Linked DNA regions of Homo sapiens: region 2 is linked to region 1. Evidence: chromatin loops called from intact Hi-C (ENCODE). Cell type or tissue: dorsolateral prefrontal cortex. All regions are shown on one strand. Each heading gives the region's core, and the rest is flanking DNA. Links, peaks and the distances in the headings are about the cores only. Region 1 has its middle 30 kb from the start of OR2B11. Region 2 overlaps ZNF496-DT (ZNF496 divergent transcript).

Region 1 (10,997 bases), core at 2,273-7,272:
CTGGCAGGCATACCAAGTGAGGACCCAGTAAGCTAGAAGCCATGTTTTTAAGAGACAATATGAAGCTAGAAAAGATACAGAATAATTTGTTAAACAAAACACCAAAAGCAGTATTTATAAAGGAAACCATCAGTAAATAGGACTGCGTTAAAATTAAGTACTGTATCAAAAGACAAGAGTAAGAGCAGGGAAAAGCAAGCCCATGATTTGAAAAAAAAGATATTTGTATTACACATAACTGATAAAGGTTTCATAGCCAAGCCACATGAAAAATTTGTATAAATAGATAGGAAAAAAGGTAAGAATCCAATAGAAAAACAGGCTACTTAAAAAGACATTTTTTAAAAGAGGCTATCTAAATAGTCAATGAATTTATGAGAAGATTCCCAACTTATTATTAGTCAGTGAATTGCAAATGAAAACACATAGAAGGATTACTAACATGCCTGAGGCCTGAAATTTAAAACTTGACCATACCACATGATGGAGAAATGGAGCCAAGAACGCCATTCACTATTAGTGGGAGTATAATTGTTATGACATTTTAGAAAACTATTGGGCATTTTTTTTTTCATTAAATGTGAACATGTGCATTTCCTAAGGTCATGATTTTACTTCTGGACAGACATTTAACAGGTATGAGTGCCTGTCTGCACAAAAAAAAACCCTACAATAATGCTCACAGCAGTCTTATTTGTATCAGCCCAAAACAGAAAATGATCCAATATCTGTGCACAGTAAAATGAACAAATAAAGTGGGATGTATTCGTATCATGGATATTATCCACAATGAAATGAGTAAGAGCAGCATTGAACAGAATAATCCAGAAATAAAAATAAACCTGCCATTTGCTTTCACTTATGTAAATTTCAACAGAAAGGAAAACTAATCTATAGTGTTATTGAGCAGATAGGGTTTGAGTAGGATGACGGAGAAAGGTTATGAGGGGACTTTGGGTGTTGTTTTCTTTTTTTTTTAACCTGAATGGTGGTTAGATGGTTGTGCTCACTTTTTGATCTAAGCACATTTCTCTATGCATGATACACTGTAATGAAAATGTTAAAAAATAAATGCCTTCAAACACTTACTAGCTCTATTTCTTTACCCATTTTCTTCTGGAATACCTAAAATAGTGAATGAAAAAAGAATGGAGGAGCAGTTGGCAGATAGGCTTAGGAGAACAGAGGAGGAGTGATATTACAAAGGTAAGAACATACAAAGTATAATATGATAATCAGTCACTCCACAAAATCAGTGTTAATGATCTTCTTAAGAGTCACAAAGGGAGGCCAAGCATGGTGGTGCACACCTGTAAGAACAGCACTTCGGGAGGCTGAGGTGGGTGGATCACCTGAGGTCAGGAGTTCCAGACCAGCCTGGCCAACATAGCGAAAACCCATCTCTACTAAAAATACAAAGTTAGCTGGGCGTGGTGGTGGCACATGCCTGCAATCACAGCTAACTCAGGAGACTGAGGCAGGAGAATTGCTTGAACTTGGGAGGTGGAGGTTGCAGTGAGCTGAGACTGCGCCACTGCACTCCAGCCTGGGCAACAGAGCAAGACTTCGTCTCAAAAAAAAAAAAAAAAGTCACAAAAGGGTTGGGCATGGTGGCTCATGCCTGTAATCCCAGCACTTTGGGAGGCCGAGGCAGGAGGATTGCTTGAGCCCAAGAGTCCGAGACCAACCTGGGCAACATGGCGAGACTCTGTCTCTTAAAAAAAAAAGAGTCACAAAAGAAAATGATGTTCCAGTCTCGTTCCCAGGTACCATGGCTGATGACCTCTTCAAACTGGCTTTAAGACCAGGTTCTTTCCACTGACCACTGTACAGAAGAATCCTCAGCTTAGTCCGTATCTGTCCCCTTTCACATCCTCAAGATTTTCTCAGACTTCACCACACAAGAATTTAGCTGTAATTTATAACTATTACCTATGGAATTCTCACTATGTGTGAACACTGTCAAATATTTTATATACAGTTGTTTGTCACTTCATCATTACAACAATCCTTTAAATTAAGTTATATTGTGCTTCCACTTTATGGATGAAAAAAATGGAAGCTTATGGAGGTTAGTTTGTCAAAATTATAAAGTTATTAAGATGCAAAATGTGGGTTGAAGCCCAAGTTTGTTTGTTTCCAAAGCCTTTACACCAAAACAAACACAAATTATTGGACAATTTAGCTAAAGTGCTTCAGCATCTCCATCGGTCTCTGGTGATGTGGTGTCCTGTGGTTCCTGTTAGCTTACAATCACCCTCCTTCCCAACTAAGCAGGTTCTCCAGGAACAGGTATGAGGTGATGCAGGTGAGTTGCTTCAAAACCTTCCTTTCTTCAGGAACATCTCAAGATAAGAATATAGGTAGAAGAATTCATACCTCAGTCTATTAAATGATATCATTAACATGCCCATTGAGACTTCTACAGGGATTTTTGATTTTACAGTTGGCAAAAAAATACACCTAATTCCTCATACAAAACCGCACAGAAATCCCACATGGAGAATAAAATTGTGCAACACAACCTGTCTAATGGATCCATCTTAAACATTTCTTCATGTCATAGTACCACAAGAATATTACTGAAACATTACAGTCTACCTAAAGAGAACTTTTGAGTGTGAAGAGATGTGGGCCTATGCCAGTGGTTCTCAAACTTGCTGTGCCTCGGCGCCACGTAGAGGGTCCATGAAAACACAAATTGCTGGACCCCATCCCAGAGTGTCTGATTCAGCTGCTTTCGAGTAGGGTCCCAGAACGTGAAACTCTAAGAAATTTTCAGGCAATGCTCATGGGGCTGGTCCTCGGACCACACTTTGAGACTTGCTGGCCTGGAGATTATAGGTAACTTGCCCATGTTTTGTGGCTGCTGAGAGAGTTAGGGCCCAACCTCAGGGCCAGGTGTCAGCTAGCTCTCTGACTGCCTTTTCATCTGCCTCATTATTGCTGTTAATTACTGTTCAAGGACCAAACTATTTCTAGGACTTCCCATAAGTTCTAAACATGTATATGGGATTTTGATCCTAAGGATTTTGTGTTACATAATGGGAATTTTAAATATTTCATTTTCAAGCTCTCCCACAGATACCCAAACTCAAGAAAACGGGCACAGATGCAAATGCATGTATTCAAATACCGAGCTGCAGACCTCACACGAATTAGGAAAAGTCACTAACGATTACAATACTGCACTCATCCCTTAGTATCTACGGGGGATTGGTCCCAGGACTCCCTGAGATACCAAAGTCCGCGAATGCTCAAGTCCCTTGTATAAAATGGTGTCATCTTGTATATAAACTATGCACATACTCACACAAAATTTAAATTATCTCTACATTACTTATAATACTTGATATAATGCCTCTCCACCACTTCATTTGTGTGGATTCAATGTAGCACTCGGTGCATAGCAAATTCAAGTTTTGCTTTTGGAACTTGGTGGAATTTTTTTCCTGAATATTTTCCATTCAAGGTTGATTGAATCCACAGATGTGGAACCCATGGATAGGAGGGCTGACTTTATATTAAAATTGTTGATACCAAATTTGAGTTATTTTCTGTGAATCTCAACCTGTTTATAAGCAGACACAAAGAAACACACATACAAAGAGTTGTAGATACTTCCAGAAAAAAAGCTATGCAAACACATCCACAAAAATTCACGGTTAAAACACAAAAGCTAGAGAGATGAAGAAGTTTAGCAATATTTGTTATCTGAGTAAAAATACGGCTTCATTATCTTCATGCTTTAGTAAATTAAGCCAACTGGTCACGGTTCATTAATAAGAGACCTCCAATTATTTCCTTTTCCATTTATTTTTAATTTGTATTCATTAATGAAACACTGTTAAAGGAAATTTTAAAAGAAAATATATTCTCATTAATCTTGTCCGAACACTAACTATACTTTAGGTATGTATCTACAAGTTCAAATGATAATAAATTCATAGCTTATTATAATTGAAAACAAGCATGTATTACAAAAAAATCCTACTGTGAATAGTAGTTTCTTTACTTGGGAATAAATTTCACATGTATTTTTAAAAAAATCATAAAAATAAGAGGGAATATAAACACCACCACTTTTAGGGTGCTAAATTGTGTATTAAAAAGCTTCACATAAGTCTTGAAGAAAAGATAATTCATATCCCTTTTCTGCCATAGATTGCACTGTGAACCTAATGGACTTCATTCACTCCTCCAGGAAAGGGAAATACTGAATCAAGAAACAAATTGTAAACATCAATACTATAGAAGGTGTTGTGTTAAACTCCAAATGCAAAAATTCTCTTTCATTTTAGCTAGAAATATCTATTTTCAAAGTTCTAGAAATGACAGAATCCCATGCAGTAAAAAGACAATTTTATTATTTAAAAAAAAAAAAAACTTAAAATGTTAACTTGGAGCCTGAAAAACCATAGTTTGAATCTCTTTACTAATTATCCTCCACCTCAATAGTATCAGTTCCATTTTATTTAATGTAATGGGAAGGGTAAGAGATAAGATGATTGGTGAGAGGTGGTTCCAGTTTGGGCAGCCAGTGGCTACTAGTTATTTGACCTTGAGTAAGTCAGTCACCACAGTGTAGTTGGAAATTAATTTTTCCTTATGTAAAATTAGAAAATAAGGTGTTTTTTTCAAACTGTATGCAAGTTTTTTTAATCAATAAATGTTAACAGCTGATATTCAAGAAAATTGGAGATATTCTATTTTCTGCTACTTCTTAAGAAATTCCTATTTTGACTTAATACACCAATGCCAGTTTAAAAATGCTAAATAAAATCTTCCACACACATGATTTTTGGCAGCTGTATGGAAGGCTGATGTTGCCATCTAGTGTTTCTGTTTGAGAGGTCTCCTGTAGGAGGTGAGATGGGAGAGCCTTGGCTACTGGGAAGACACATGCACAGTGAATGTGGGGAGAGGTAGGGCAGAGTAACCCACACAGGACTCTCCTGGATGAACACCAGCCTCCTGATGTAGCCCCATCCCTGCAGGAGGTAAAAATATTGAGTGGAATGGAGGGAAGAACTGAAGTTTCCTGTGGCCTCTTAATGTGGCAATAACAGACCCAAGAGTTTCCTATATCAGTGTCCCCCTTACCTCATTATTTCTTATATTGGAGGATGTACATTCTTTGGGGATGCTTGCCTCCCCACATTTTAATGATTTTAATTTTGTGAGTCCAGGACCAAATGAAGAAATTGATCTACTTCTGTTTTGACATAGAACCCAGAAATTAATTCTCTTTTCAAGAATACCTGAGCCCCACATTTGGGAACTTTCTGTGTTGCCTCCCCGGTGAGTTTTGTGTTTGTGTGTGTTGTGGGGGGCGGGGGGCGGGGGGGGGGCGGTGGCCGGGCCAATCTCTAGATGACACGAGTCCCTGAGGTCTTAGCTCTGTGAACAAGCTGATGTCACTTTTCCTCATGCCCCTAGATGACTCCAAATCCCCAAGGTGAGATGGCATTGAAGTTGTCCTCCTATCCACTTAGTATGAACCAATCAAATGACATTGTCTATATTCTCAAAGCTCTTAGAACTAAGTGTGCTTTCCTTTATCCCTGGGGCTGGTCTGCCATCTCCTTGACCCTAGACTACCTGTATATATGGACGTGAGATAAAACATGTTGACTTGAAATGTGGCACTATGCCACACCACTCACTTAGCTTGTCATTCCTGCCCACAGTTCATCATTTCTCTTCCAAGCTCTGCTACTTAAAGGCTTATTAACACTTAAATGGGACAGACATTATTTTTGTGCTCAATCTCCTTTCAGGGTTTTCAGTGTAATTTCCTCTGGAAGATCCAGAAACTAAAAGGGACAAGAATTAGCTGCCTTATCCATGAGAAAACTCCTGGTTGGTCTCCGGAATTGAAGTAAGGAGGGTTGACAGAATCATAGGTCTTCTACTTTCTGGGAAGAACAAGGGTGAGATTTTAATACAAGCTTTGTCGTGGCAATGAGATTTATATCTGTATCTTCAGTCGTCTGTATGCAGATATAGAGTTATCTTGTAATAGTTTTGATTAGAGTTTATATCTGTTAGAACACCAGAGTAACGGGTTTCTCAATGCCAACTCGCAATTTGGAACTCCATTTTGGAAAAGAGACATTGTATCCAACTCGGAAACAATCAAATGCACCAAATTCTAGCAAAGTGTATCTAAAGTAGATTAGGAGTGATTATGTGATTATCCATTATCCATTTGTCCATTGCTAGCTGAGCCAATCCTAGGGCCTCTTCTGAGCCTACATGCACACACAATAAACCAATCTTTTTAGTCTCTTGATAAAATGATAGCTGATTTGAACAGAGAACCGTGTAATTCTGTTTTCGCACAAATCAAGCATTGCAAATCTCTGGCGATTTTGAGAGTGATCACAAGCTTCTCTCTGGAAACTGCTCATGATGATGGATTTTATTGTTAGGATTGTAATGTGTAGGTTAATGGGAGTGCTGTAATGAGTGATCAACTTTAAACAACTACAGCTTTAAGTGGGTGAGAAATAGGAACAGGGAGGAAGGCAGAATGAATGGAAACTTGGGTTAATGCATAGGGCTGGCACTATAAACCTTGCTCTGATATGAAGCTGTAGTGCAAGCATTGGCTATTCTTTCTTCTTCTCTATTATTGAGGTTGATCATCTCTAACATGGAGATTCTAATGCCTGGCCTGTCCACTTTGCAGGGCTGCTGTGATGATGGTCTGAAACTAGAGTGTGAAAGCTCTGTAAAAGTCTAATGTACGCTAATGTGAAAGGGTTGTGATTGTTTATGTTGTGCTCTATACCTAAGCCAGGCAAAAATAGCTCTATTGCTTGGCATTGTTAAATCCTTTTCAGTAAGCACAGAGAACCATTTGGTGGATTCTCCTCTATATGGGTTGGTACAGTTTTGGGCATAACCTTCAGCCAGAGAATCAACCCAATTCAGACCTTGGCGTCTAAGTTTTCAAAATTAGTAAGCATTTATAGTATTATGTGTCAACTAAACTATTAAAGGTATTTGGGCATTTCTAAGAGCTGTATTCCTTGCAATTTCATGGTTCTGAACTAAAGAGCTAAGAAATGTGAGAAGACAGGATGCATTAATTTATAGTTGAATACCTGTTAGGTGAAACAGAGAAGAGCCTCTGCATATTTGTCATAAGGGTGAGCAGTGGGACATTTTGGATTGAAAGAATAAAGCATTGTGAAAAAAAGTAGTTTTGAACAGATGACTACAAGGTAAATTTGCAGTTTTGGTTAAGGAGTCAGACCCTAAGTGATAAACTTTGCTGAGATCACCCAAAGTGATCACAACTTTATCACCCAAAGTGATAAAGTTGCTGAGCAATTTGTGTAGCTTGTCATTGCCACTCTTGAGGTCTCCTGAACCTGGGAGAAAACTTATGATAGGTCTGAGGATACAGAAGTACAAGTTGTTCATAATAACCAACACCTGTAAAATGTGTGTCTGTGAAAGTCTCCTTTGTGAGTACTCAGGAAGCCTCTGAAAGTCTTCCATTCTTTGACACTTGGCTGGCTACTTCTGATAGACCCTGCCTCTTTTACCCTTTCATAGGGCTTTGCAGAGGGTCCGGTGCCTGGACCAATGGATGGGAACTACAGAATTCCCAATTGCAGCTCCAACAGGATACAGCTCATAGCATGTCAGTTGTCAGGATGGACAGGTGGTGACAGCGGCTGCATAGACACATGTCCTTCAATGTGTTTCTGTGCCCTCATTCCCACAGCTTCCTTCTTGTGTGTTGCCCAGATGCCGTTTGCTATTATCATAGCAGATACAAGCCTGGGTGGATATTGGCTGTATAAGGCAGAGTCCCCATCAAAGCCCTTGGCTTAGACTGTGGAAATCCTCAATAGCTGAAAGTGCTCAGGGTATATACTCAGTGTCACCAGTTACATAGACATGTGAGGTCTGAGTGGGGACTTAGAGAAGATCTAGCCTCTTTCCCATGTTGCACAAGGAAAAGCCAAGTTAGAGAGAGATGAACTGAATAGCAGGCCATACATTTGCAGACCTGTGTTTTACAGAGGCAGAATTAAACCTATCATCACAGTCCTTTCTTGTAGGGTCAAAAATCACTGTGTTTCATCTTAATAAAATTACATGCCATTAAGGAGTTGCCTGGTACGTACATTCATGGCTTCCTTAAGCATCACCCATAAATGTGGTCCTTCATGACTTTGTATATACTACCTCCTCTTTGTGAAACATATTTAGCTCAATCTGCCACATGTCAAATTCTTACTTATTATTTGCAACAACCAAAAACAACTCTCAGACTCAGCAGTCTCCCTTAATACAAACTGTTCTACACAGGCCCTCCTGATCACTTGGGAGTGATCTGCATAATACTCAGCCTTTTAACGCATCTTCTTTTAGAGAACTTTCTCTTTCTCCCTTCTTTGTCATTATTCATACACATTATTCACCAAGGAGGGAAGCTCCAGAGTCAATTCATCCCGTCTTCCTGGGGCATCAGGCACACGACTTTGCATGTAACAGGTTTCAATAAGTCTATTCTAAAAAAGCAAAGAAAGGGCAAATGGCTCTCTTAACTTCACAGACCTGTAAATGGAAATTGGAGAGTGCCAGATCATCTGCATGTGCCCCCTTATCTAATTCTTTGGTTGTTTCTCTGTAATAGCTGGTGGATTATGGGAAAGGACAATGCCAGTTACCTACAGGCATTCATCCTGGTGGGCTCTTCTGATCGGCCTGGACTGGAGAAAATTCTCTTTGCTGTTATCTTGATCTTCTGCATCCTGACCCTGGTGGGCAACACTGCCATCATCCTCTTGCTGGTCATGGATGTCAGGCTCCACACACCCATGTACTTCTTTCTTGGGAATCTGTCTTTCTTAGATCTCTGCTTTACAGCAAGCATTGCCCCTCAGCTGCTGTGGAACCTGGGGGGTCCAGAGAAGACCATCACCTACCACGGCTGTGTGGCCCAACTCTACATCTACATGATGCTGGGCTCCACCGAGTGCGTCCTCCTGGTTGTCATGTCCCATGACCGCTATGTGGCCGTCTGCCGGTCCCTGCACTACATGGCAGTCATGCGCCCACATCTCTGCCTGCAGCTGGTGACTGTGGCCTGGTGCTGTGGCTTCCTAAACTCCTTCATCATGTGTCCTCAGACGATGCAGCTCTCCCGGTGTGGACGTCGCAGGGTGGACCACTTCCTGTGTGAGATGCCTGCTCTTATTGCCATGTCTTGTGAGGAAACCATGCTGGTAGAAGCGATTCACCTTTGCCCTGGGGGTGGCTCTCCTCCTGGTGCCGCTCTCCCTCATCCTCATCTCCTATGGCGTGATTGCAGCCGCGGTGCTGAGGATGAAGTCAGCAGCAGGGCGAAAGAAAGCCTTCCACACCTGCTCTTCTCACCTCACAGTGGTCTCTCTCTTCTACGGAACCATCATCTACGTGTACCTGAAGCCGGCCAACAGCTACTCCCAAGATCAGGGGAAGTTCCTGACTCTCTTCTACACCATCGTCATTCCCAGCATCAACCCCCTCATCTACACTTTGAGGAACAAGGATGTGAAGGGGACCATGAAGAAACTTCTGGGGTGGGAGAAAGGGGCTGGGGAGCCTCAACGAGGGGAACACTCTAGTAATGTAGACAGTTTGCTGGAGTTACTCTCTTAGATGTGTCTGTGGCCATGTGGAGAACTAATATTCAAGGAGTAGAGTGAACGCGGGTGGGAAAATGCTTTCGAGTTTGACCCCGTCCTCTGCCCTCTGGATGTGAAGTGGTTTCCTTCTGTTTGAAGTTGCCTGCTTCAGGATATCTCTGCTGTATCTTGCACTTTCCTTGTCTTTTTGATTTATCCACAACTGCTGGGGACTTACAAAACTAATTCAATCACCCAAAGGCACTGGGCAGTCTGCAGATTATGTCATGGATGTCAAATAAAAATTGAGACAACATGAGTGGCCTTTTCTTCAAGCCCTTTTATTTGCTTCTGTGGCAGTTTTTCAAAGAGAGAGGGGTCAACATCAGTAAAGTTATAGTGCCCTGTCCTGGATACAGGTTGGTTCTGTATGAGTGGGGAATGTCCTTTGAGTTGCTTTTTGAAAAAGCAGAATTTGCTCAGAGTTATTTGCATCTTCTCCTTGACCTTTTCGCATAGCCAAAGTACCTACAAAAGAGCTGACTCTAGTCAGGAATGCAAGCCTTTGGGAAGAACAGAGCAAATGATACACATCCAGATAGAATGAATTTGTTCTCCTTAGCAGATTAAACAGCTGTAAATATTCTACTTCAAAGAGAGCTGTCCTATACTCAAATTAATTACCACCCCCAACCTCCACAAATAACTCTGATGACCAATCTTATAAAATCAGTGCATATTGGAATTGGACATTACTAAAAGCAGTGTTTCCAAAACTTGATCGTGCATCAGAACGCTTAAGGCACAAATTTCCAAGAACTCTCCAAATTTCCTGAATCTACAATGCCAGGTGTGGGTCTAGGCATCTCTGTCTTTAAAAAGCTCCCTAGGTGTTACTGATGATAGATTTTGAAATCATTGTTTTAGAGATAATAAAAATCCAGCTCCTCACATTACCCAGGACTCTTCCTGTAGCATTCTGAATCCCTGGCTGCCTTCACTGGGTATGAATGATCCTGTGCACCAGGCATGGGGAAGACAGTATCATCCATATCTGGACTTGGAACTGATTTATCTTCTCACCAGTTAGCTTTCGAAGCCTAGCCTTTTTCATCTGTATTATGGAGGTCATACTCTTCACCTTAGAGGGTTGTAGTAGAGATTAAGCAAGACAAAGTATGTTAAATATGAGGTGGGTGGTCTCTCAGTAATACTTTTTTTTTCATGTACCACAGGCATTGGGCAATCTATTCTTTTGTAGGTCTTATGCAATTGTTATTTAGATCTTGTTTTTAGTAAAATTCTGCTTCAGTATTTTTCCATTTATTATCTGCAAGATGCAAAATGTTCTCTTCCAGGTGTAGA
Region 2 (10,997 bases), core at 3,379-8,378, 110 kb before region 1:
AATCACGGGGGCTGGTCTTTTCAATGCTATTCTCGTGATAGTGAATAAGTCTCACAAGATCTGATGGATTTATCAGGGGTTTCTACTTTTGCTTCTTCCTCATTTTCTCTTGCTGCTGCCATGTAAGAAGTGGCTTTTGCCCTTTGCCATGATTCTGAGGCTTCCCCAGCCCATGTGGAACTGTAAGTCCAATTAAACCTCTTTTTCTTCCCAGTCTTGGGTATGTCTTTGTAAGCAGAGTGAAAATGGACTAATACAACTGACCAACACACATGACCCAAAAGTCCCAAAAGTCATGCCACTCCCCCAACCACTCCCCGGGTTGGTAGAGACCAAGCAAGAGTGCTCCCCACTTGGTCACAAGTCAGGCTCTTGAGAGCCTGACATAAAAGATATTAAGCAAGATGAGAGGGAATCTTTATGACAGCAAGACAGAGACACAGGAAAAAAAAGAATGTTTCTGAAAGGAAAAAGATCAGACAACATGAAATAGTCATACCAAAAATAAACCAGCGTTTGTGTGTCTAAAATTAGCCTGTATAAATGCTTTTCTTGGCTGGGTGCAGTGGCTCACCCTGTAATTCCAGTACTTTGGGAGGCCAAGGCAGGAGGATTCCTTGAGTCCAGATGTCAGATATATTTGAACAAGAGGGACTCCATCTTGAAGATGGGCTGGGTAAAAAAAAGCTGAGAACTGCTGGGCTCCCAGGAGCTTAGGCATTCTTAGTCACAGGATGAGTTAGGAGGTCAGCACAAGATACAGGTCACAACAACCCCACTGATAAAGCAGGATGTGGTAAAGAAGCCGGCCAAAACCCACCAGAACCAGGATGCTGATGAAAGTGACCTCTGGTAATCCTCACTGCTCATTATGTGATACTTATTATAAGGCATTAGCGTGTTAAAAGACACTCCCACCAGCACCACCACAGTTTACAAATACCATGGCAACATCCAGAAGTTACCCTATATGGTCTGAAAGTGGGGAGGAACCCTCAGTTCCTGGAAATCCAGTCCTCTTTCCCGGAAAACTCATGAATAATTCACCCCTTGTTTAGCATACAATCAAGAAATAACTGTAGGTATACTCGGTTGAGCAGCTCACACCACGGCTGTACCTATGCAGTAGCCATTCTTTTGTTTCTTTTACTTCCCTAATAAACTTGCTTTTACTTTACTCTATGGACTCGCCCTGTATTCTTTCTTGTGGGAGGTCCAGTAACCCTCTCTTGGGGTCTAGATTGGGACCCCTTTCCAGTAACACAGGAGTTTGAGGCCAGCCTCAACAACTGAGACTCCATCTCTACAAAAAAATCAAAAAGTTAGCAGGGAATGGTGGAGTGCACCTATGGTCCCAGCTACACAGGAAGCTGAGGCAGGAGGATCCCTCGAGTCCAGGAGGTTAAGTCTGCAGTGAGCCATGACTGTCCCGCTGCACTCCAGCCTGGGCAACAGAGCTGATTCTAAATAAATAAATAAATTCTTTCTTTCCATTTATCTTAAATTTGGAAAAGGAAAAGGAAACAGTTTTACTGTCTGCTTGATTGGATTGCACAGACAGATGCTGTTTGAAATGTTTCTTCCTTGGTGCGGTAAAGAAATAGCACTTGAACATGAATTTAATTTATTTAGTAAGGCCATTTTTACTTCTTGCAGAAAGGGTACACTCATCAGCAGTTTTGCCATGAGAGTGCATTGAACAAAGGAGACAGGGTCATTTATAACCTGACGCGTCCTCCCTACTGCTGTGTCTGGTTTCCACTGGCTGGAGCGGGACCTCACATTCTGTATTTGTCTCGATTGGCTAGCAACTTAGAACTTTTTAAAAGAGGCAAAGGTAGAGGGGAACAAAGGAAAGAGGAAGTAACTGGTGGAATGCTGAGAAAGGTAAAAACACCTTCAAATAAGGAAGAGGAACAGGCTGTGACCTAATGCTTACTTGGACCAGTATAAGCATGCCAGGGCAGATATTTAGGCTAAATTGTGGGAGCTAAGAACATAAAGAACATTGATTTCTTTATTACGGCTAGCAGATATTTAAGAATGTTAGCACAGGTCTTTGAATAAATTTTGCTTCTAATAGAAGTTACTATTTATTCCTAATTAGATGGGGAGGAAAGTCTTTGAAGAGGAACCTCTACTTTACTTTTTACAGATGCCAAGAATCTAACTACTCCCAAATTCTTCCCCTTCTGCTGGCCTGTCAGGCCCCAGGTTCCTTGGACTCCTGGCTTCAGAAGAGCTAAACAGTTTTGGTGATCCTGCTCACAGCGCCAAATCTGTAGGGGCCAAGAGAAAGCTGCTTCACTCTCTGAAGTTTTGCTGCAAAATCAACTGACAATAGGCAGATTAACAGGGAGATAAGCATACAAAATTTTATTTTAACTCACATAGCATGGGTAATTGTAGGAGAATGATTACTGTGCCACTGGCTTTTTTTTTTTTTTTTTAAGACGGAGTCTCCCTTTGTCGCCAGGCTAGAGTGCAGTGGCGCGATCTCCACTCACTGCAACCTCCGACTCCCTGGTTCAAGTGATTCTCCTGCCTCAGCCTTCTGAGTAGCTGGGACTGCAGGCATGCGCCATTACGCCCAGCTAATTTTTGTATTTTTAGTAGAGACGGGGTTTCACCATGTTGGCCAGGATGGTCTCCATCTCCTGATCTCGTGATCCTTCTGCCTGGACCTCCCAAAGTGCTGGGATTACAGGTGTGAGCCACCGTACCTGGCCCAGTATCTCTTTTGTTACTTGGTTATTTCACTTGGCATAGTGTCCTCAAGATTTATCCCTATTGTCCATATAACAAAATTTTGAATTTTTTTTTTTTGAGACAGAGTCTGGCTCTGTCGCCCAGGCTGGAGTGCAGTGGTGCGATCTCGGCTCACTGCAAGCTCCGCCTCCCGGGTTCACGACATTCTCCTGCCTCAACCTCTGAGTACCTGGGACTACAGGCGCCCGCCACCACGCCCGGCTAATTTTTTGTATTTTTAGTAGAGACGGGGTTTCACCGTGTTAGCCAGGATGGTCTCGATCTCCTGACCTTGTGATCCACCCGCCTTGGGCTCCCAAAGTGCTGGGATTATAGGTGTGAGCCACCGCGCCTGGCCAATTTCGTCTTTTAAAAGCTGAATGAGTATTCAGTTATTTGTGTTTTTCAAATTGTCCTTATCCGTTTTTTCATCGAGGGAGTTTGGTTGCCCCCACTGTATTTTAATGCAAAACAAAAGGAAAATTTCCCAGGTTGAGAGGAGCAGTAAAGCCTGAAGTATCACTCTCTGCCCAGACCTCAGTGGTGGGCTTGCTTTGAGCATTCTTAGGCAGCCCCACTTCCCTTAGGCACTTCCCTTCCCTTTGTTGATTAAAGAAGAAACTGAGGCAAAATTAATATAAGTGGAGTTTATTTGGGCCAAGTTTGAGGACTGTAAGCCGGGAGAGATAGATTCAAGTTGCTCTGAATATATCCTCCAATTAGCAGCAGTTGCAAGTGAGTTTTTAAAGGATGAAAGAGGCAGTTCCTCAGCTGTTTATAAAAAATTTACATTAAAATAACATAAGCTATTGGTTAGCTATACATTTTTCTTTGTATCACAAACGCTAGCAACATGGAGATAATAGGTGATGCAGCTAGTCAGGAACAAAATGCCTTTAAACAACTGCCCCCGCCTTGCCCCCGCCCCCCCATACTGCTGTCTCTCTGAGCCTGATAAATTTTGTATGCCTCCCGGGGAATTGTTTGAACCCGGGAGGCAGGGGCTGCAGAGAGCCTCGATTACATCACTGCGCTCCAGCCTAGGTCACAGAGCAAGACTCTGTCTCAAAATAAATAAATAAATAAATGTTGTATGCCTTACATAACTCAGAATGTTCTCAGCTACTCTCTCTTCTCACCTCCAGGAATGGGAAAGTGAAGATGCACTCCCAGTGGAGGAGGGTTTATTATGGCTCCAAGCACAGTGTCTGCTCTTACTACTCATTAGCAGTCGTGTAGCCTATTCTAAAATTAAAGTGTCTCGAGTGGGACAAATCCTGAAAAGAATGTTTTTTACAAGTAATGTGCTGCTACTGGGGATTCTGGGGTGATCCATCCTGGGACAGTCATCCTCTGCACCCTGTCTGGCCTGGGGCCAAGGAGTGATCTTGAGCAGTCACTGCAGTGGCTAACCCTGGAATCTAAGGCCTGCCCAGAATGCACATCCAGAAGCCCTAGAATGCGGGGGAAAAAGCCGTATTTGCACATCCAGAAGCCCTAGAATGCGGGGGGAAAAGCCGTATTTGCACATCCAGAAGCCCTAGAATGTGGGCGACAAAACCGTATTTGTGCTTCTGTTACTGGAAAGGGGTCCCAATCCAGACCCTAAGAGAGGGTTTTTGGATCTCGCACAAGAAAGAATTAGGGTGACTCTGTAAAGTGAAAGCAAGTTTATCAAGAAAGTAAAGGAATAAAGATTGGCTTCTCCACAGACAGAGCAGCCCCAAGGGCTGCTGCCTGCCCATTTTGATGATTATTTCTTGATGATATGCTAAACGAGGGGTGGATTATTCATGTCTCCCCTTTTTGGACCATACCGGGTGACTTCCTGAGGTTGCCATGGCGTTTGTAAACTGTCATGGCGCTGGCGGGAGTGTAGCAAGGAGGACAACCAGAGGTCACTCTCGTGGCCATCTTGGTTTTGGTAGGATTTGTCCGGCTTTTTTACTGCAACCTGTTTTATTAGCAAGGTCTTTATGACCTGTATCGTGTGCCTACCCCCTATCTCATCCTGTGACTTAGAAAGCCTTAACTGTCTGGGAGTGCAGCCTTCCAGGTCTCAGCCTCAATTTACCCAGCCCATGTTCAAGATGGAATTGCTCTGGTTCCAATGCCTGTCACAATTCTGCGGTATTCCAGCCGTGCAGGTGCTGCGGAGACGTGGCGTCCATTCCCGGGACTAGTGGGAACACGCACATGCACATTTAGTAAAGGGTGACCGTGGAGAGGCACAGGCCCTGTTTTTTTTTTGTTTGTTTTTTGAGACACGGTCTCGCTTAGTTGCCCAGGCTGGGGTGCAGTGGCGCGATCTTGGCTCACTGTAACCCCCACCTCCTGGGTTCAAGCGATTCGCATGTTCCTGGCCTCGTGTGATCCACCCGCCTTGGCCTCCCAAAGTACTGAGATCGCAGGCCTGAGCCTGTGATCCGGTCGCTCCTGTCGTTTTGTTTGTTTGTTTGTTGTTGTTTGTTCGTTTTTGTCGCCCAGAGCTGGAGTACAATGGCACAATCTCAGCTGACTGCAACCTCCGCCTCCCGGCTTCAAGCAGTGCTCCTGCCTCAGCCTCCCGAGTAGCTGGGATTACAGGCGCGCGCCACCACACCCGGCTAATTTTTGTATTTTTAGTAGAGACGGGGTTTTACCATGTTGGCCAGGCTGGTCTCAAACTCCTAACCTCGTGATCCGCCCGCCTCGGCCTCCCAAAGTGCTGGGATTACAGGCGTGAGCCGCTGCGCTCAGCCCACTATGGTCGTTCTTAAAACAAATTGCAAGGTCATGCGTTTTCCTCCCAGAAGAGTGATAGACCCATCCCTGGCACTGCCAAATTTAGCTGGAGCTGAATTGTTCCGCAAGTTGTACTTGGCTGTGACCACCAGAGGGCGCCGAGGACAGTACGGACGCCGTCAGCGTCTCGGTCACATCCTTCCGTGTCCAGCTAGAAAATGAATGGGAAACCCGGGCACTGAGGCTCACGCCTGTAATCCAGCACTGCAGGGGGCGAGGCGGGCGGGTCACTCGAATTTAGGAGTTTGAGACCAGCCTGGGCAACATGGTGAAGCCCCATCTCTACTGACAGTACAAAAAAAATATGCCGGGCGCGGTGGCTCACGCCTGTAATCCCAGCCTAGGCGGGCGAATCACCTGAGGTCAGGAGTTCGAGACCAGCCTGGCCAAAATGGTGAAACCCTGTCTCTACTAAAAATACAAAAATTAGGCCGGGCGTGGTGGCTCACGCCTATAATCCCAGTACTTTGGGAGGCCGAGGTGGGCGGATCACGAGGTCAGGAGTTCAAGACCAGCCTGACCCACATGGTGAAACCCCATCTCTACTAAAAATACAAAAAAAATTAGCCGGGTGTGGTGGCATGTGCCTGTAATCGCAGCTACTCAGGAGGCTGAGGCAGGAGAATCGCTTGAACCCAGGAGGCGGAGGTTGCAGTGAGCTGAGATAGTGCCATTGCACTCCAGCCTGGGCGACATAGCGAGACTCCATCTCAAAAAAAAAAAAAAAAAAAAAAAAAAAAAATATATATATATATATATTTAGCCGGGCGTGGTGGCGCGCGCCTGTAATCCCAGCTACTCCCGAAGCTGAGGCAGGAGAATCGCTTGAGCCCGGGGGCGAAGGTTGCAGTGAGCCGAGATCGCGCCACTGCACTCCAGCCTGGGCAACCGGGTGAGACTCCGTCTCAAAGAAAAAAAAAAAAAAGAAAAAATGAAACGAATCGGGGCGTGTTACATCTCGAAGCCTGGCTTCTTTAACAGCTTCCCCAGCGCCCCAGTCTATGTTACTGGGAGTGTGAAAGCGACCAGCCCTGCAGAGGCTTCCCCGCGCCCCGCGCCCCGCGCCCCTCGCCAACCCCCGGTGCGAGCCCAGGGCACCGAGCCCCGCAGCCGCTCAGGCCCACCCGGTGCCTGCAGCCAGCGCACACTGGGTGCTGGGACCAGCACTGAGCGCCTTTTCTGTTTTTTCTTACAAGGTTGGGTTTCAGCCGAGCAAGTCTGAGGCCCCTTTCCCGCGCCCTCTGGTGGAAAGTGTTCGCTTTTCTGTCCACCCATGTGAAGGATTCACCCCGACCCTCCTCAGGTGGCCTTTACTTTGCAGGAGCAAAGCAAGGTACGGGACATTGTTCCCTCTTTTCTGTTTCTGCCTTTTCTTTCTCCTCTGCCCCCTCCCCGCCTCCGTATTCCTCCCTCTTCCTCATTATTTCTTCTTCCTTCTTCCTATTGAATTTGGGATTGAAAAGTTTGAAGCTCCTAAAGGAGGCCAGCCAGCTGGTTGGCCTCCGTCTTGCTGACTTTGGGCAGTATCATGGCTTTGTTTAGAGTTGGTTGTGAGAAGGAAATAAACCATAACACTTCGGTACATGTGTGTTATTTGTTGATACACAGGCGCACACACACAAATGTGAATGGGCGCTTATATATCATTATTTCCCTCTCGATATATCTTTATCTATATTTAGATATTTTGGAGGCATACCTTTTATCCAGGATGGCTCTGTTCGCAGAGGGTTGAACTGTGGACGAGGCATCTCGGTTTTTTGCTTTTGCAGTTTACATTGTGTGTGGTGGGGTACATGTCTGTATTATCTGCACAAAAATTAAAACAATTTTTAAAAAATTTCAGTTGGATGAGGAGATACATGTATGTGGCACACAGCTTTCTTCACTTAGCAACACGTCAGATGCAGCGTAGATGTGCGGATGAAACCACCATTGCAAAATTATCACTGAGACAGTCAGAGAAACCTGACATGGCTGACTCCATGTTGCTTTTAGCCTCACAGGCTGGCTCTCTTAGCTCATTCCTAAGCATGGGCCTGAAACTGCCATTGCAAAATCGTAACTGAGACAGCAAAAGAGACTTGACCTAACCAACTCCATCTTGCTTCTAACCTCCAAGCTGTCCTTGTTCATTCCTGGGTGTAGGCTGAACTAACTTTGGGAGGAACTTAATTTATAGTTTAAAACAAAGACGATAAGACGATAACAGCCCTTTCTCAAAACAAACATCCTTCCTGACTGGGGACTAGACTGCCTTTGTAGGATTAACAAATTAGCCACAAGATCAGAAATTATAGTTTAGGAGTCATGCAGCTGGAGGCTCTAAGATTGTGACCCTCCCTAAACCGCTCAGTGCTTGAGATGTTTTACAGACCCTGCACTTAATGGATCAGCTGGCACCACCCAGATGGATAAACTGGCTCATGTGATCTTGTGGCCCCCACCCAGGAACTGACTCAGTGCAAGAAGACAACTTCAATTCCCTATGATTTAATGTCCTACCGAATCAATCAGCACTCCTGACACACTGGCTTCCCCTCACCCACCAAATTGTCCTTAAAACCTCTGATCTCCAAATGCTTGAGGAGACTGATTTGAGTAATAATAAAACAAGGCTCCTGCACAGCCGGCTCTGCGCGAATTACTCTTTCTCTACTGCAGTTCTCCTGTCATGATAAATCGGCTCCATCTAGGCAGCCAGCAAGGTGAACCCACTGGGTGGTTACAGGCCACGCTAAGTTCGGGAGAAATTTAGTTTATGGTTTAAATGATAACAGCCCTTCCCCAAAACTAAACTGCCCTGGTAAAACTAATGAAAGGCCGCCAAGTTAGGAGGATGACAGGGGCCTGAATTCTACTGAGCCGTAAGCGTAATTACCGGCCATTATTCCAGAGGACACAAGATTTGCAACTTGCCTAATTACTCCTGCAAAGAACATCGCTACTGTAGCACCTGAGAATGGCCTTTTGAGATGTGTTTTCAGGCTTTTGCACTTCTGACAACTGATGGCTGCACTTGGACTCGCCAGCCGGTCCCGCGTCCCCACCAGAAGCAGAGTAAGCACAAGAGGACAGCTCCGACTCCCTAGGATTTCAGCTCTGACCAGTCGCACGCCTGGCTCACTGGCTTCCCCACACCCACCAAGTTGTTCTTAAAAACTCTGCTGCCCGAATGCTCAGGGAGAGTGATTTGAGTAATAATGAAACTGTTGTCTCCTGCACAGTCGGCTCTGCGTGAATTACTCTTTCTCTATTGCAATTCCGCTCTCTTGAGAAATCGGCTCTGTCCAGGCAGCAGCAAGGTGAAGCCACTGGGCGGTTACACTGATATGATTCCCCCTTTGCAGTTTTTACTCTCTTGGTGCTGCAAACAGTTCCTCACTGAGGACCCTTGTACACGTATCACTGTGAGCATGAATCCGAATTTCTTTAGGAGACATACATACTAGTGGGTATGTGCATGTTATGTAATTTCTCTTAGCACTGTTTCCTCACTCATCAAATAAGGATCAAGTAGTTCTCACCACACAGGGTTATTTTAGAAATAATTTAGTATACATAATATACAATGCAATAACAAGTACTGATGTCTACTTCTTTTAGGTTATATGATAATACCTTATACATAGTACATGTGTGATTATATATATTGCAATGTAGAGTACGATCTATAATTTACAGAACTGTTGTTTATATATAACAAATGCTGTCCTTGCGATAGTTTGCTCAGAATGATGGTTTATGTATACATATGTAACAAACCTGCACGTTGTGCACACGTACCCTAGAACTTAAAGTATAATTTTAAAAAATGCTATAATTCATGTGGTGATTATTATCTACCAGTTACATCATCGATAGAATGAGGACGTTGTTAACGGTACACGCCAGACAGGATGGCTGTGAGGATCTGTGATAATAAGAATTAGATATTTGGTCTTTGTCCCTGTTTCCTGATGGAGGCTTCTAAACCCCTTGGAATTCCCTGACTGATAGGGGCAAGAGGAAATCTTTTGTTATTCCTAACGAGCCCCTTTCATCCATGCCTGTGTTTATGCTAATGAGGTGACTCCTGGAGGATGAGGGCTGGTTGCCAGGGGAATCAACTTTGCCTTGCAACTTTCAGCTCCAGTCCGTGACTTCCAGGGAAAGAACAGGGGCTGGAGATTGAGTTTAATCGCCAATGACCAGTGATTTGATCATTCATGCTTAAATAATGGAACCATAAGAAACCTAAAGAAAAGGTTTGGAGAGCTGCTGGGTTCAGGAGCACATTCGTGTGCTGGGAGGGTGTTGTGCCTGGTGAAGGTGTGGAAGCGCTGACTCTGCCTCGCATACCTTGTCCTGTCTGTGTCTTTCATCTGGCTGTTGCTGAGTTGTGCTGTTTATAATAATAAACTGGTAACAGGAAGTAAAGCACTTTCCTGAGTTTTGTGAGCCCATTCTCTTGATTTACCAAACCTGAGATAGAGGGATTGTGTGTGGGAACCCTTGAATTTATAGCTGGTCAGTCAAAAGTGCTGGTTAACAAACCTGGAACTTCCATGAAGTGGGGGCAGTTTTGTGGGACCAAGCCCATAACCTGTGGGATTTCACTCTAGCTCCAGGTAGACATGTCAGAATTGAATTGTAGGATACCTAGTTGGTGCCTGCTGTGTAGAAGAAAAAAACCCACAGGTTTGGTGTCAGATGTGTTGTGAGTAAAACTGTTACAGGAAAGCGGTCTCTGTCCAGACCCCAAGTGAGGGTTATTGGATCTCGCGCAAGAAATAATTCAGGGTGAGTCCATAGAGTAAAGTGAAAGCAAGTTTTTTAGGAAAGTAAAGGAACAAAAGAATGGCTACTCCATAGACAGAGCAGCCCTGAGGGCTGTGGGTTGCCCATTTTTACGGTTATTTCTTGATTATATGCTAAACAAGGGGTGGATTATTCATGCCTCCCCTTTTTAGACCATATAGGGTAACTTCCTGACATTGCCATGGCATTTGTAAACTGTCATGGTGCCGGCGGGAGTGTAGCAGTGAGGACGACCAGAGGTCACTCTCATAGCCATCTTGGGTTTAGTGGGATTTGGCCGGCTCCTTTACTGCAAACTGTTTTATCAGCAAGGTCTTTATGACCTGTATCTTGTGCCGACCTCCTATCTCATCCTGTGACTTAGAATGCCTTAACCATCTAGGAATGCAGCCAAGTAGGCCTCAGCCTCATTTTACCCAGCCCATTCGAGATGGAGTAGTTCTGGTTCGCATGCCTCTGACAAAGCCAGTTCAGAGAATTAAGTAGGGTGATGTTTACAAAGTGCCTTGCATACCTCTTGGACATAATTTTTCATAAGGATTGAATTAACATTATCAAGAAAAATGAATCAAGTTCATTTTAACTAGTGCATATAAATCTGATAGGCATTGATTGTGCACCTATTTGCAAAGCATGGTGCTGATCCCTGGAAGAGACGGGACAAG

The links. A loop is a pair of places that touch in the nucleus more often than their neighbours do. Peaks named below come from ENCODE experiments on the same cell type or tissue, not always from the same donor. Only the 100,000 strongest peaks of a DNase experiment are listed, where the experiment ranks them.
Region 2: a loop joins it to region 1, with 5 times the contacts of the local background. A loop is called at or near these places in 47 of 110 quality-filtered maps.

Annotation. Positions count from the first base shown.
Region 1 is chr1:247,482,459-247,493,455 of GRCh38, forward strand. It overlaps the pseudogene OR2W5P. Among named protein-coding and RNA genes, the nearest start is that of OR2B11, 30 kb to the left of the region's middle. In dorsolateral prefrontal cortex, for the core only: CTCF peaks have their summits at 4,813 (motif pointing left) and 5,021; no DNase peak of the experiment used is centred there; H3K27me3 peaks cover 425 bases.
Region 2 is chr1:247,367,279-247,378,275 of GRCh38, forward strand. ZNF496-DT (ZNF496 divergent transcript) reads left to right here. Exons shown (of 3, transcript NR_168399.1): 2 at 6,729-6,865; 3 at 7,379-9,954. Among named protein-coding and RNA genes, the nearest start is that of ZNF496-DT, 41 kb to the left of the region's middle. RefSeq lists a silencer at 6,614-6,663. In dorsolateral prefrontal cortex, for the core only: CTCF peaks have their summits at 5,624 (motif pointing right) and 6,749 (motif pointing left); DNase peaks (open chromatin) are centred at 4,152, 5,633, 6,561 and 6,703; H3K4me3 peaks cover 836 bases; H3K27ac peaks cover 1,473 bases.